3 separate regions of the Homo sapiens genome follow, and regions 2 and 3 are each linked to region 1. The links are chromatin contacts, found by Hi-C in ENCODE. All regions are on one chromosome and are shown on one strand. The core of a region is the stretch at or near the end of the contact, and the rest is flanking DNA. Distances in the headings are between cores, read along the strand shown. Region 1 overlaps BCAS4 (breast carcinoma amplified sequence 4). Region 2 overlaps B4GALT5 (beta-1,4-galactosyltransferase 5). Region 3 holds the start of SLC9A8 (solute carrier family 9 member A8).

Evidence for each region. Hi-C counts contacts between places; a loop is a spot of excess contacts on that map. Pooled maps may share reads with other maps.
Region 2: a map with no recorded cell type shows a loop between it and region 1 (13-fold over the local background). The contact joins two enhancer-like sites. A Hi-C loop is called at or near these places in 3 of 37 single-sample maps with no recorded cell type and 3 of 50 pooled maps.
Region 3: a map with no recorded cell type shows a loop between it and region 1 (4-fold over the local background). The contact joins the promoter of SLC9A8 here to the enhancer-like site in region 1. A Hi-C loop is called at or near these places in 3 of 37 single-sample maps with no recorded cell type and 2 of 50 pooled maps.

What each region holds. Positions count from the first base shown.
Region 1 is chr20:50,815,536-50,820,372 of GRCh38, forward strand. BCAS4 (breast carcinoma amplified sequence 4) reads left to right here. Exons shown (of 5, transcript NM_198799.4): 2 at 2,676-2,747. Among named protein-coding and RNA genes, the nearest start is that of BCAS4, 23 kb to the left of the region's middle. RefSeq lists enhancers at 3,191-3,240, 3,251-3,300, 3,788-3,837, 4,821-4,837. Within about 2 kb of position 2,961, at least 22 of the 41 ENCODE cell types and tissues checked have a DNase peak (open chromatin) inside an H3K27ac peak, as active enhancers do.
Region 2 is chr20:49,666,086-49,670,922 of GRCh38, forward strand. The region is part of intron 1 of B4GALT5 (beta-1,4-galactosyltransferase 5); the gene reads right to left. Among named protein-coding and RNA genes, the nearest start is that of B4GALT5, 45 kb to the right of the region's middle. Within about 2 kb of position 2,651, at least 10 of the 41 ENCODE cell types and tissues checked have a DNase peak (open chromatin) inside an H3K27ac peak, as active enhancers do.
Region 3 is chr20:49,810,543-49,815,379 of GRCh38, forward strand. It overlaps SLC9A8 (solute carrier family 9 member A8), which reads left to right and starts at 2,286. Exons shown (of 16, transcript NM_015266.3): 1 at 2,286-2,406; 2 at 4,466-4,647. The coding sequence starts at 2,381. RefSeq lists an enhancer at 1,965-2,104 and a silencer at 2,255-2,534.

The DNA of each region.
Region 1 (4,837 bases), core at 1,711-4,210:
TTTTCTCATTGTAATTTAATTTTGGGGTTGGGTGGGGGAATGATCTTTCTTTTTCCCCGTCTTCTCTCCCCTCTCCCCGACTGAGGCACAGAAATAGTCCCAGCTGTGAGATGAAGGTTGCAGAGTTTAAAATTGCAACTTGGTACTATTTATACTCCAGCCTGAAAGATGTTTTTTTGTGCAGTCGTTTATTTTGTTGTGGTGGAGATGGCTCATGCTGGAAGCAGCAGGAACTGGTGCTGTATAAACAGTTCTCTGGGGACAAGTGGGTGGTGAGGGAGCCTTCAGGTGCAGGGGGCAGGGACTAGGCCTGCCCAGAAACTCTGAGCACGCCTCCCTGGAGCAGGACGGTGTGGCCTGGTAGGGAAAGCAGATCATGTGCTTGGCGAACTTTCTTCCTGAATGCTGGCCATTACAAAAATAACAACAGAAACTGGTATTTTAGAAGTCATAAAAGTAGTAGATAACTTGAGGGGGAAAAAAAACCTAATTTTTCTTTTTTGTTTTTGAAGACAGATCTTGCTCTGTCTCCCAGGCTGGAGTACAGTGGCACAATCTTGGCTCACCGCAACCTCCTCCTTCTGGGTTCAAGCAGTCCTCCTGCCTCAGCCTCCTGAGTAGCTGGGACTACAGACGCGTGCCACCACGTCTGGTTAAATTTTGTATTTTTAGTAGAGACGGGGTTTCGCCATGTTGGTCAGGCTGGTCTCGAACTCCTGACCTCAGGTGATCTGCCCACCTTGGCCTCCCAAAGTGTTGGGATTACAGGCGTGAGCCACTACGCCTGGCCAAACCGCTAATTATTTCCCTAATTTTTACACAAGTGCATGAAGCAGTTGTACACTGGCAGGCCCTCTGCACGTTCGTTATTGGCTTAATTTGTGAAGCATTAAAGGGTTTTTTAAATGTGTTCCAATGTTTAAACATTGGGGCATTTCCTATCAAATTAGGATTTCTGGCTTCTCTTGGAAAATGGAAAGATCTGGCAGCTCCGGGCCTGCATTTCCTGATGGCAGCTAGTGGCCAGCAGCTGGAGGACTGGATGAGCACCTCTCAGATCACAAGCCTGATGGCCTGTTTCACTCATTTATGTTAATGTCCAGCCTGATGACTGGGTTTTATTTCTTCTTCTTTTTTTAAAGACAAGTTCTCACTCTGTCGCCCAGCCTGGAGTGCAGTGGTGCGATCACTGCTTACTGCAGCCTCAGCCTCCTGGGTAGCTGGGACTACAGACATGCACCACCATGCCTGGCTAATTTTTTTTTTTTTTTTTTTTTTTTTTTTTTTGAGACGGAATCTCGCTCTGTCGCCCAGGCTGGAGTGCAGTGGTGTGACCTTGGCTCACTGCAGCCTCCGCCTCCCGGGTTCAAGCGATTCTCTTGCCTCAGCCTACTGAGTAGCTGGGACTACAGGTGTGTGCCACCACACCCGGCTAATTTTTGTATTTTTAGTAGAGATGGGGTCACCACATTGTCCAGAATGGTGTCGATCTCCTGACCTCGTGATCTGCCCGCCTCAGCCTCCCAAAGTGCTGGGATTACAGGCGTGAGCCAGTGCACCTGGGCTAATTTTTTTTTTTTTTTAAAGGGATGGAGTCTCACCATGTTGCCCAGACTGGTCTCGAATTCCTGGACTTAAGTGATCTTCCTGCCTCGGCCTCCCAAAATGTTGGGATTACAGGCATAAGCCACTGCTCCCGGCCATGGACCCTTTACATAACATAAAAAATTCAAGTTTCCCTTGTCAGAGTCCCTTTCCCAACTCCTCCTGCCCAGGGCTAAGTAAGCCCTGTTAATAGGGTTTCCAAAGAAACTATGGGATGCCCGGTTGAATTTGAATTTCAGATAAACAACAAATTTTTTAAGTATAAGCACATCTCTTAACTATTAGCAGTCTGGCACATATCATTCCAGGCCTTTCTCTGTGAAGACATGTACTTTTTTTTGAGACGGAGTCTCGCTCTGTTGCCCAGGCTAGAGTGCAGTGGTGCAATCTTGGCTCACTGCAGCCTCCGCCTCCTAGGTTCAAGCGATTCTCCTGCCTCAGCCTCGGAGTAGCTGTGACTACAGGCACACGCCACCATGCCCGGCTAATTTTTGTATTTTGAGTAGAGACGGGGTTCTGCCATGTTGGTCAGGCTGGTCTCAAACTCCTGACCTCAGGTGATCCGCCCGCCTCACACATTTTTTTTGGTATGGTTTGTATCTGACACCGTCTGCAGCTTGCTTTTCCTCTCCGGGGTATCACCGGGGCCACTGTGTTTATTAGAGCAGGCTGTGAGGTTGTGGACTCCATCTGGATTAGGATCCTTGCCCCGCTGTTTGTTAACTGTGTGATCTTGAGCAGGTTACCCCACCTCTCTGAGCCTCCGTGTCCTCATCTGTACAACGTGGAGGATACGGGTAGCTTTGTTATTTCCTGTATTTGTTGATCTTGTCTCTTTTGAAAGCTGCATAGAATGGAGAGGCCGTGGTGGCTTTAACCAGTCCTCCGTGATGGGCGCCAGGACTGCTGCCTGTTTATTGCTCTTTCAAAGGAGGCAGTGGAAGGGGGTCGAGCAGGAACCGGGCACATAATCCTAAGACTTAGTTTGCTTTAAAAAAAAAAAAAAAATGAAGGGTGTTTGTCTCCCTGGAAACCACTTGCTAATCTCCAGGATATCGTCTCTTTTTCAGGCGAAGGAGGTGGAGGAGACCATCGAGGGCATGCTCCTCAGGCTGGAAGAGTTTTGCAGCCTGGCTGACCTGGTGAGTGGCTGCCTGGAAGGCGTGGGTTTAGGCCCAGGCCAGACTTCAGGCCCTTGCTGGAGTTTTCTGCGGAAGCCATTTTGGTGGTGAGTTAGCAACCAGGAGGAATGGGGCAGCGGCCAGCGCTGAGAGGAAAGCCACGTGCAAACACTCCCTCCTCTCTCTCTCTCTCGCTCTCTCTCTCTCACTCAACCCCAAGTGCTTCCTGAGGCGGCCATCTTGATCTCGTCCTTCCCTCGAGATGGTTTTTATTCCGCAGAGGAGCCAGGAGTGGACCACAAGGTGGCACTCTCGGGCACCGATGCAGGGAGCCGTTCAGCGGGGACGCTAGACTATATTTAACTTTCCTCAGCTCTGCACCGTCCCCTGTGCAAACATGGAGACAGCCAGGAAATGGCTTCAGGCCTGCGAGGCCTAGGAGGAGCCTCTTGCCCAGGCCACAGCCCGTGGTGGAGTTGGGCATCGAGTTCCTTCCTGAATCCTTCTGTTCTCTCTGCTTTTACCTCCTACTCTGTCTGGTTGGCCCAAATCTACTAGCCTGGCTGAGGAGGAAGATGGAAGACAATGGCCCAGAAGACAAAGCCTCCCACGCCAGAGTCTCTAGAAATCGCCTCTAGAGGCTGGGTGCAGTGGCTCACACCTGTAATCCCAGCACTTTGGGAGGCCAAAGCGGGCAGATCACTTGAGGTCAGGAGTTCAAGACCAGCCTGACCAACATGGTGAAACCCTGCCTCTACCAAAAATACAAAAATTAGCCGGGTGTGGTGGCAGGCGCCTGTAATCTTAGCTACTCAGGAGGCTGAGGCAGGAGAATTGCTTGAACCCGGAAGGTGGAGGTTGCAGTGAGCTGAGATTGCGCCACTGCACTCCAGCCTGGGTGATAGATCAAGATTGTGTCTCAAAAAAAAAAGAAAAGAAAAAGAAATTGCTTCTAGATCCCAGTGTTCCTAGGATTGCTGCCAGCCAGGTGTGGAGCCCCCAGGAGTGCTGATAGAATTTTCTAGAAGCTCCCAAGCTTATTAGAGGCAAACCAGTAACCTGGGCTTGAGGTGTCTGCCTGGAGGCCCAAAGGGTAGAGCTCCATATTGTGACCAGGCCCTGTGTCTCCCCAGAGTGGAGGAAGCCTGGCCACCTGGGCCCAGTGGTGTGCGTTTATGTCCCTGAGAAGCACCGTGTCCGGACCCTGAGAGTGTTTGTGAGAACCCAAGGGAGTAACAGTAACAGCAGCCCCAGATGTTCATTGAACGCCTTTCTTTGTGCCCGGCACAAAGCCACCCTAGACAGCAGGCACTGAGTCATCCCTACCTATTCAGCGGACCTCGGCCCAGCCTCTAGGGTCACAGCAGAAATCCCAAGAGGACCTATATGGTTTCTTCTCTTGAGTCAATTTTTACGTTCAGATGTGGGTCCAGGTGGGAGCTAGGTAACAAGACAGGCTTTTAACAGCCTGGATTGTCCTTTCTTTACCACCACGCATTGGACTCTTTCTTTCTCTTTCTGTCTTTGTCTTTCTGTCTTTCCGTCTTTCTGTCTTTCCGTCTTTCCCTCCGTCCCTCCCTTCCTTCCTTCCTTTCTTCCTTCCTTTCGAGATAGAGTCTCGCTCTGTCCCCCAGGCTGGAGTGCCGTGATGCAATCTCGGCTCACTGCAACCTCTGCCTCCCGGGTTCAAGTGATTCTCCTGCCTCAGCCTCCTGAGTAGCTGGGATTACAAGCATGCACCACCATGCCTGGCTAATTTTTGTATTTTTAGTAGAGACAGCATGTTGACCAGGCTGGTCTTGAACTGCTGGCCTTAAGTGATCCTCCCGCCTCGGCCTCCCAAAGTGCTGGGATTGATTATAGGCGTGAGCCACCATGCCCGGCTGCATTGGGCACTTTCTCATGAATGGGCCCCGTCATAAACTTGAGTATGCAAAGAGAGTTCAGTCCATCTCCATTCCCATCAAGCCCCAGTGTATGTGGGGAGACTGATTTGGGTATCAGTTGGTGCCGTCCCATGCTACAGTGCTGTTGTCAAGGTAAGGTCAAGGTGTGAAGGGATTCCAGAGCCAGGGGTGCTAAGTCCTGCCTAGGAAATTGGGAAGGCTTCG
Region 2 (4,837 bases), core at 1,401-3,900, 1.1 Mb before region 1:
AGTAAATTTACCCTACTCAAAATTCCTGGCTCCAGATTAAGGACTGAACTTTTTAGTATCCACATCTAAATTCTTAGATGAACTAAATAAGATTCTGTGTGTAGAATCCCCCAGGTGATTAATAAAAGTTGGGAGCCTGAATCTTAGCAAAGACTGTACTTTCTACATGGAGCAATGCAGAGGAACACCACATCTCCATGGCATGTAGAGTGGAGGGAAAATGTCAAGATATAAAGCTAGACACAACTGACCAGAGCCAGAAAGAATGACACTCAGCAAAGGTGCTGCTTGGTGCTCAGGGGGGTCTGTTAGACTGGGTTTTCTTTCTCTGAATTTACTCACATCATCATCCCACTATAAAATGTGGGATTTATAACAGAGTCAAATAAATTCCAGAAAAACACTGGAGCCAATCTATGGATCACAGGTTCTACCTCTTTAGCATGTCCATGCTTTTGGCATAAAGAACAGGGAAAAGGGAAGAGAATCTAAAGAGAAGAGAAGCAGAAAATGAATAAATAGAACAGGAGGCTCCCTCTCACGCTCATGCTTGCTAGTGCTCTCTCCTTCCCCCATATACAAAATACACAGATAAGACACAATAAAAATTAAGGAAAAACAAAATGTGCCAAAGGAATGTTGAAGTTTGATTTCTGCCATGCTAGAGTATCTGCAAAACCTGCATTATCTTTTTAGACCAATATTTTGTGGAAAAAGCACAACCTGAAAAATAATTCAACCTTACCCCCAAACAAGCAGATGATCAGTGTTCACTGCTCTGCACAACAGGTAAAGAAAGAATCTGCTTATTCTGCTTATAAAGAGATGGATTCCTATACAACTAATAATGCATTTATTGAGTCCTTATGTGCCAGCACCTTTCCAAATGCCTGTGTTTTATCTCATTTCATCCTCACAATAACTGAGAGGCAGGTTGTTACCATCAATTTAGAGATGAAAAAAACTCAGGTCTGAATACGCAATCTGACCATGTGGAGCCAAGATTTCACAGCAGGCTTTGTCTCCAGAGTCCAGATTTTTAACAAACATGCTCTACTGCCTCTCAGATGCTCAATCCCCTGAATCCACAGCTACTATGCTGCCCACACTTTGTTTGATTCCTTTTACTTGGATCTTTTTGAAGTGTTTTTTTTTTTTTGGCTTGTGTTGTTGTTGTTTTTTTTGAGACGGACTCTCGCTGTCACCCAGGCTGGAGTGCAGTGGCGCGATCTCAGCTCACTGCAGGCTGCGCCCCCCAGGGGTTCACGCCATTCTCCTGCCTCAGCCTCCCGAGTAGCTGGGACTACAGGTGCCTGCCACCTCGCCCGGCTAATTTTTTTTGTATTTTTAGTAGAGACGGGGTTTCACTGTGTCAGCCAGGATGGTCTCGATCTCCTGACCTTGTGATCCACCCGCCTTGGCCTCCCAAAGTGCTGGGATTACAGGTGTGAGCCACCGCGCCCGGCCTGTTGTTGTTTTTGACAGGATCTTGCTCTGTCACTCAGGCTGGAGTGCAGTGGCACGATCATGGCTCACTGCAGTCTTAACCTCCCTGGCTCAAGCAGTCCTCACACTTTGGCCTCCCAAAGTGCTGGGATTATAGGTGTGAGCCACCCCGCATGGCCAATATTACCTGGATCTTTACTGTCAACATGTCATATATTTCAGGCTTCCAATATTCCACTTCAGGAGTGGGTGCCAATACTCACGCTATAATGCATCCCCCAAATTTTATAAGTTTGAAGCTCTAATGTGAATCATGAATTTTTCCATTTTAAATCTGCTTAAAATGCTGGATACTCATACTATGCATTACATACATTAACATACATTTAAGAGAGAAAATACAGCTTTTTTAAGATACAAGGAATTTTTGGCAGCAAAATTTACACCCATTGTCTTATCTATTTAAATATTTTGGAGCAACCGTGTGACAATTTTCATACAAAAAGTGTTTAAAGAGAACTGGGAGGAGGGGGGACACATACACACATTAACAAAGTAAATAATACAAAAAAATATTTTGGGGGAAAAATTGATTTGAGGAAACTTTTGCTTTCCTAATCCTTCTCATTTGAGGCAGAAAAATCACAAAGTCATTCGTAGGTTTCATTTTTCACCCTAATTACTATTCCTAGCTATTAAAAAAATCCAAGTGGTAAAAATTAACAGCTATGAAGTACCCTATAAACATTTCCACTGACCTATTAGTCTACCATCTGTTAAATTATTAAACTGTACATAAGATTAGACATGAAAATGCTGTCTAAACAGATACTAGATGGCTGGGTAGCCTATGGTAAGTACTTTACTGATCTAAGCTTCAGCTTTGCTTCCCCCAAAATTCTTAATAGCATGACCAGTTATCAACCCTCAGAAGTACCAATATCCACATGCACAGCCACATAACCTCAGTATAAGCTTGGGTGGGAGAAAACTGTAAATTACCTTGCTGGTTCCATTGAAACTGAACACGTACACTTATCAAAACAACCCTGCGGAGAATGGGTGGGGGTGGGGGGGGCGTCAGGGTATGACGGATGTTGCTGATGGGAATGTGCTAGAGGCACAAGACCAGCACTGCCACACTCCTCTGTGGAACTGAAACCAGAACAAAGGCTCTGCTCCCCTCACCTCCGCACCCCCTCGTCCTAATCTCTGTCCGTCACCGCCCCCACTCCACCGACCAATCCCTGTCCCTGAATTGCCTTGTGGTTCCAGCCTCCCACCCCCACTGACACCTCCTCTGTATGAACGTGCTTTTGTGACACCCGCTCATACTAAGCTTTTTTTTTAGACAGTGTCTCGTCCTGTCACCCAGGCTGGATTGCAGTGGCACAAACACAGCTCACTGCAACCTCAACTTCCTTGGCTCAAGCAATCCTCCTGCCTCAGCCTCCTGTGTAGCTGGGACCACAGGCGTACACCACCACATCTGGTGAATTTTTTTATTTTTGTAGAGGTAGAATCTCACTTTGTTGCCCAGGCTGGTCTCAAACTCCTGGGCTCAAGCAATCCTCCTGCCTCAGCCTCCCAAACTGCTGGGATTACATGTGAGAGCCATCATGCCCAGCCAATACTAAGCTTTAATGTCCCTTTCCTAGCTTTTCCTGGTATCATCCCACCCCCAAGATTAGAACTGCCTACACCTATCTTTGGGCTCTTTCTCAACTGATACACCAACTTCTATCCATGACCTCTACAAATTTGAGCATGTCTCTCTCTTCCAATAGACTGTAAGCTCCTTAAGAGTACAGACAGTCTTATTCTTTTCTTCATCAACTTCTGATAAATAGTAGGCATTTAGCTATTTATTAAAGAATTACATAGGCTGGGCGTGGTTGCTCACACCTGTAATCCCAGCACTTTGGGAGGCTGAGGCAGGTGGATCACCTGAGGTCAGGAGTTCGCAACCAACCTGACCAACATGGAGAAACACCGTCTCTACTAAAAATACAAAATCAGCCGAGCATGGTGGTGCATGCCTGTAATCCCAGTTACTCGGGAGGCTGAGAAAGGAGAATCACTTGAACCTGGGAGGCGGATGTTGCAGTGAGCTAAGATCGCGCCATTGCACTCCAGCCTGGGCAACAAGAGCGAAACTCCACCTCAAAAAAAAAAAAAAAAAGAATTATAGCTTGGCACACAGATGCTGTGATAGCCGGAGGAGTTGCCTTGCTTTTTTAAGGTAGAAGTATACTGGTTTTTCTGCAACCACAAAAAAAAAGGCTATAAGCCAGAAAAGGTCATAGTGAAACTGATACTTCACCAACTGTGCTGGTGTTCGTGCAGACTGGTATAAACCCTTTGGGAAAACTATTTGCAAATTCAACAATAGCCATAAAAATGCTCATACCTTCTGAGCTAGCAAAGTATCCTAAATATGAGGCTATTCTATGCACAAAGTTTTTACTTACATTATTTCTAAAAGCAAAATCTTGGGAAACAACTCAAAATCAACAACCAGCAGCTCTCAGTGCTGCTCTGCCTGTGGAGTAGCCAGTTTCTTTTCTTCTCTAATAAACTTGCTTTCACTTACTAAAACAACAGCACATAAACTGTGACACAAAACTTGACGGAATCTTACACATCTTTAAAAGTGAAAACTATGCAACCTTATCACCATACACCTTATGTATAATATTTAGCATAGACTATCACATTTTTAACAACATGAAAAAAGTTCTGCTATATCTTGACAACTATTGCTAAGGAATAAGAACATGTATCAGGCTAAAACAGACTTGAGGCAAATTTACCAACCTGCTTTGCTGTTAGGGAGTAACAGTGATGTGAGATGACCTTTTTTCCTTCTGTTTTACCAATGTTCTTTACAACAGTAATGATTTATTTTTTTGAGACAGGGTCTTACTATGTTGCCCAGGCTGGTCTCAAATTCCTGAGCTCAAGAGATCTTCATGCCTTAGCTCCCAAGCAGCTGGGACTACAGGCATGCATCATGGTGTCTGACTGAGTGAGGGTTTAAAAGAATGCAATTCTATAGCAAAAAGTTGAATTTCTTCAACACTGAACTGCTATCTGCCTACAACTAAGTTTCTTCTAACCCTTTGCAAACATGTAACGTAAAATTTTAAGTTGACACTACAAACTGCTTGTCTAAATGAGTCAAAAGACTGATACCTGTTCTACCAAAGCCTCACCAACATTCAGAGGCTTTGGTGGAACAGGTATCCCACACCTTGTTGATGGAAACAAATTGATATAACCTCTAGAGAGGTTGGCAATACAGATCAAAGTGAAATGTTCATACTCTAACCCAGTAGTTCCTACTTTCAGGTATTCATCCTAAAGAAATAATTGGATAAATAACAAATGT
Region 3 (4,837 bases), core at 1,036-3,535, 1.0 Mb before region 1:
AGAAGAGCCAAAGACTCACCCATGGGCATGAGAGAATGTTCTCTGCAGCCTCATGGTTAGTGGTAGGCCCAGAGGAGGCCAAGGGCAGTAGGCAAGACAACGGATAGAGAAGAGTAGTGAATTCCAGCTATGTGGAGTTTCCAGCTTGGCGAATTCCAGCCATGTGGGGTTTATTGGTGCTGGTAGAAAATGGTAGCCTCAAGCCCTCAGTTGACAAGTGTGGCCAGAGAGAACCCCACTCTCAATCCTTTGTAGACCAGGTCATTCCCGCCAGGCTCTGTGCTAACGGAGGAGAGTAGGTTATTAGTCCCATTTAAGAGCCAGAGAAATTAAGGCAGTGGAGAGTAGCAGGGCTACTGGTTTAAAAACACTGGCTCTGTGCCTGAATCCCAGCCTTGTCATTTGCTAGCTGTGGGACCGCAGGCAAGTGCCTTGATTTCTCTATGTCTGTGGATAATGATGGTATCTACCTCAAAGCTATGTAAAGAATTAAGGAAACAATAGCCCAACACCACACCTGCAGGAAGGAAGCAAGTTTATTATTACTCAATAAACATTGGTGGATCCTGATGACATTCTCTCAGTCAGCTTTAGCAGTCTTAAGAGACTGCAGAGGATGGAGAACCCAAGGTTAGAGCCAGATTTCTTCTCTACCCAGTTCCTCGGGGCCAAAACCCTGACACCATGCTTAACTCCTCTTTTATACGCCATAGTCCGTCAGCAAACCTTGTCTTCAGTATGCGTCCAGGAGTCCAACCATTCCTGCCACCTCCACCGTATTACTTTCATCCAGACTGCCATCAGCTGTCACCTAGATTATTGCAAAAGCCTCCTTGCTGGCTTTGGGGCTTCCATCCTCTCTCTCTCGCCAATCCCCAGTCAACTCCCAACAGGCAGCAAAGCTTAGGTTACTTCTCAGTTCAAAACCCTTCTAGGTGTGCTAGAATTAACTGATTTATTTACTCAATGATTATTTATTATTGAGTGTCTACTATGTGCCAGGTACTGTTGTAGGCATTGCAGATAAAATGGAGAACAAAACAGACAAAAATTTCTGCATTCATGAAGCTTCCGTTCTCATGGAGGGAGATGGTTAACAAACAAGTGTATGAGTAAAACATATGGTAGGTTAGGTGTCATGTGGAAAAATAGTTTAGGGAAGGCGGGGGGCCTTGGATTTTAAGTAGGGTGGTCAAGGAGGTCTAACACACAAGATAAGGGTTAAATAAAAGGCCAAACGTAGGAGAGGTGGGAGCCAAAGAGCTACCCAGAAGAAGAGCATTCTAGATAAAGGCTCAGTAAGTGCAACGGTGGAAGTATTCCTGGTGAGTCTGGGACAATAGTGGAAAGTCAAAGTGTGTGGGAGGGGAGATATAGAGCCCCATGCCCCCCTCCCACACACTTCAGAGGGGAAAAGGGGGCAGGATTGAGTCCTGTACATTCCCCACGTTTTTTTTTTCTCTGGAGATTGGAAGCCATTGGAGGGTCTAAGCAGAGGAGTGATGAGTTAAGCTGCTGTGTGGAAGTCCGTAAGGAACAGGGGTGAGTCAGAGACCCTGAATGGAGCCGTTGCAATTATCCAGATGAGATAGAGTGCCTTGGATCAGGAAGGGAGGTAGCAACAGAAGCGGCCAATAAAGTTCAAAGTCCTCAGCCCCAGTCCTCCCGATGGGGGTCTCACCTACCCCTCTCACCTCACCTTGTTCCTCCCTGCATCCCCACCCCACCGGTCACTGCTAGGCACATAGAAGCATCTACTAAGCATGTGGTGAATCAATGAACCCCTTAATGAATGGTCCACCCCTAGATCATCAGCATCCTTTTTAACGCTAGGCATATAGTCTGAACTCAACACATGTTTACAGATGGAATGCTGCACAGTCCTGCCAAGTCCAGGCGGTTATTCCTCTCCACAGCCGAAGGAAACTAAGGCTCGGGTGGGGAAGTGTCCCCCTGGGGTCTCTCCGCTTAGGCTGCAGGCTGGGCATCCTTTTTCAAACTCTTTTAGCACAGCGAAGTCGAGGGCACTGGGTGGAGGGTGCTTGCTTGCCCTCAGGGTGAGTCACAGTGACCTCAGAGGAGTTTCCCCAAAACGTCCCCGCCCTGTGATGGGGAAAAGCCGGAATCTCTCGGTCCCAGGTGGTCATGTGGCCCAGGCCGGACAAGCGTCCCGAAAGCCCCGGGAGAGACTAAGAAGCAATCCTCCCACGCGCTTTCTCCCACCCTCGGGCCACTGAGACGGAGGGACAGAGGGCCGCCCTCGCGCGGCCGAGGCCCCGCCTCCCGCTCGCCCGCCCGCGCCTCCAGCGGAAGCCGGAAGCAAAAGCGGGTCCTGCTAGCCCCGCGGCTCCGAACTCGGTGGTCCTGGAAGCTCCGCAGGATGGGGGAGAAGATGGCGGAAGAGGAGTGAGTGGGCTTTTTCCCGGGCGGCGGAGGCGGCGGGGCTGGGCCCCGGCGGGTGACAGCGAGCGCCTCAGGCCGCCCTCCGGCCCCGGAAGGCGGAGCTTCTTTTGCTGGTTGGCCAGGACTGACCAAGCCGGTGCCTACGAGGAGGGCGGGATGGGCGGGCCTGGGCCCAGGTGGGCCTTGCTTTCCCCTGGAGATCGGTCCCTCGAGCTGGGAATCTACTGCCCAGCGCAGGCCCGGAGAGCTGTCTTGCGGAAAATACAAACCATATTTACTTTCCCAGTTTTCGGTAATCTCATGGTTACTGAGCCCTCTTCCGCCTCCTCCAGGAAGTCGTCCGGGTTCTCCACACCCACCTCCTACGTAGCCAGTCGCCTCCTGTATAACGATCAGTTTTCATGTCTTTCTCCTTCACTAAGTTTCATTTAGTCATTAACTGTTAGCCATCTACTCAATTCCAGGCCCTGGGCAGGTGGTAGGAAAGGAGGCCGACCAGGAGCCGCTCTCTGGGAGCTTCCATTCTAGTGGGAAAAGAAGACCATAATTAGTCAAGGTGGTTTCAGATCGTGATTAATTAACGTTATTTGTGCCTAGTGTTCCATTATTGGAACGCTAAGCATGTGGGAGTTATTTATATCCTACTGCTCAAGGTCATCGCCAAGGTCTGATTTTTCTCACGTCTGCAGTTCTAAAAATTGCAACCTCTGGCATGAATGGGTTAAGTGTTCTGAAGGAAGCAAAATAGAGTTAAGGTTGGGGAGTCCACTCAGGAAAAAGTGACATTCAGCAGAAACTTGAATGACCAGAATGAGGGATAGGAGAAATAACATCAGGTTCAAAAGGCCTGGCTCAAGAAAGAGTTTAGTGCTTTTGAGTGACAGGCAGCATGGCTGGTGTGTAGAGAGGAAGGGGGTTAGCTGGACAAGGGGAGATGGGGAAGGACGGGCTGTGTCCTCCAGGTACTTTTGGGCAAGTCCAAAAGTCATCTCCATACCTGCAGGGCAGAGTCTGTTGCAGATTGTAGATGCCCTATCACTGTTTGTGGAATGAGTATGTGAAGATGAATAAGGAACCCCTTCATTGATACTGGAGTCCTTCACCTGATAACTTTTCAAATATATTTCTTGGCCATGTGGGGGTCATTTCATGTAATCAGTTATTTATTGAGCAGCTGCTCCATCCCAGACACTAAACAGCCTCAGCAGCACAAAATAAAAGAGGCAATATAGCCCAGCGATTTCAAGTTTGGGTTTTCAGCTTGATTCTGCCACTAACTGAGATGTTGGTGAAGTTTTGCAACCTCCCTGAGCCTTAGTTATGCATGAGTAAAAAACGGAAAGTAATCATACCCAATCAGACATGTTATACCTATTAAATGAGAGGTAGTGTGTTACCTAGTTCCTGGAATAAAGCAGTGCTCAGAAAATAATAACTTTTGTAGTCACAGTAACAGTTATTATAGCAATATTGTACTAGTTCACAATCCCAGCACAGTGTGAAAGAGCTGTGGGAACATACGCAGTGGAGTGGGTAAATTCGGGTGTGGTAAGATGGGGTAATAGGAGGTGACATTTGAGCCGTTTGAAATCTGAGAGGGATTTTGTAAAGTAGGGTAGGGCATGCCCAGATCAACAACTGGGCAAATTGAGGTGGCTTCTTCAACTTGCAGAAATAATGCCAGGAAAATAATGTAAATTGGAGAAACAAAGGTGCTAAGTAAACAGTGTTGGACCTTGGAAAGTGATGAGACTCCAGTTTGCCTCCCTTTAAATCCCCCAGTATTTGCCAAAGAGCAGGCAGCATTTCATTTCTATACTAGCTCTGATTCCCTACCGTTCTTGTCCTCTAAGTGGCTGTATTCAAAAGCACCAGAGGCCACTGGTACCCTTGTGCTGTGCAGGCAGGGATTTTCTTAGTAAGTTTCTCTCGAAGGCCTGCCTGTTAAAGACTTCTGAATCCCATAAAGTTCTTGGACAGCTTCTCTTTCTGGTGTGAGGTGTGTGAATTGATGTTTTGGGACCCTTTTCCATTATCTAATTATGCTTTCTATGTCCTCCAGGAGGTTCCCCAATACAACTCATGAGGGTTTCAATGTCACCCTCCACACCACCCTGGTTGTCACGACGAAACTGGTGCTCCCGACCCCTGGCAAGCCCATCCTCCCCGTGCAGACAGGGGAGCAGGCCCAGCAAGAGGAGCAGTCCAGCGGCATGACCATTTTCTTCAGCCTCCTTGTCCTAGGTGAATATGGACACTGTCATCCCCATCATCTGCCATCCCGTGTCTGTGTGCTCGGTCTGTGTGTTTAACCCTGTCACTCCTCTTGACTGTCAAGTCTTCCTCCCATTTGGTTTTCATATCAAACACTGAGGGAACATGATCAGTTTATAACATCATTAACAGGAAACTCTCTTCTTTATAAAATCATGGT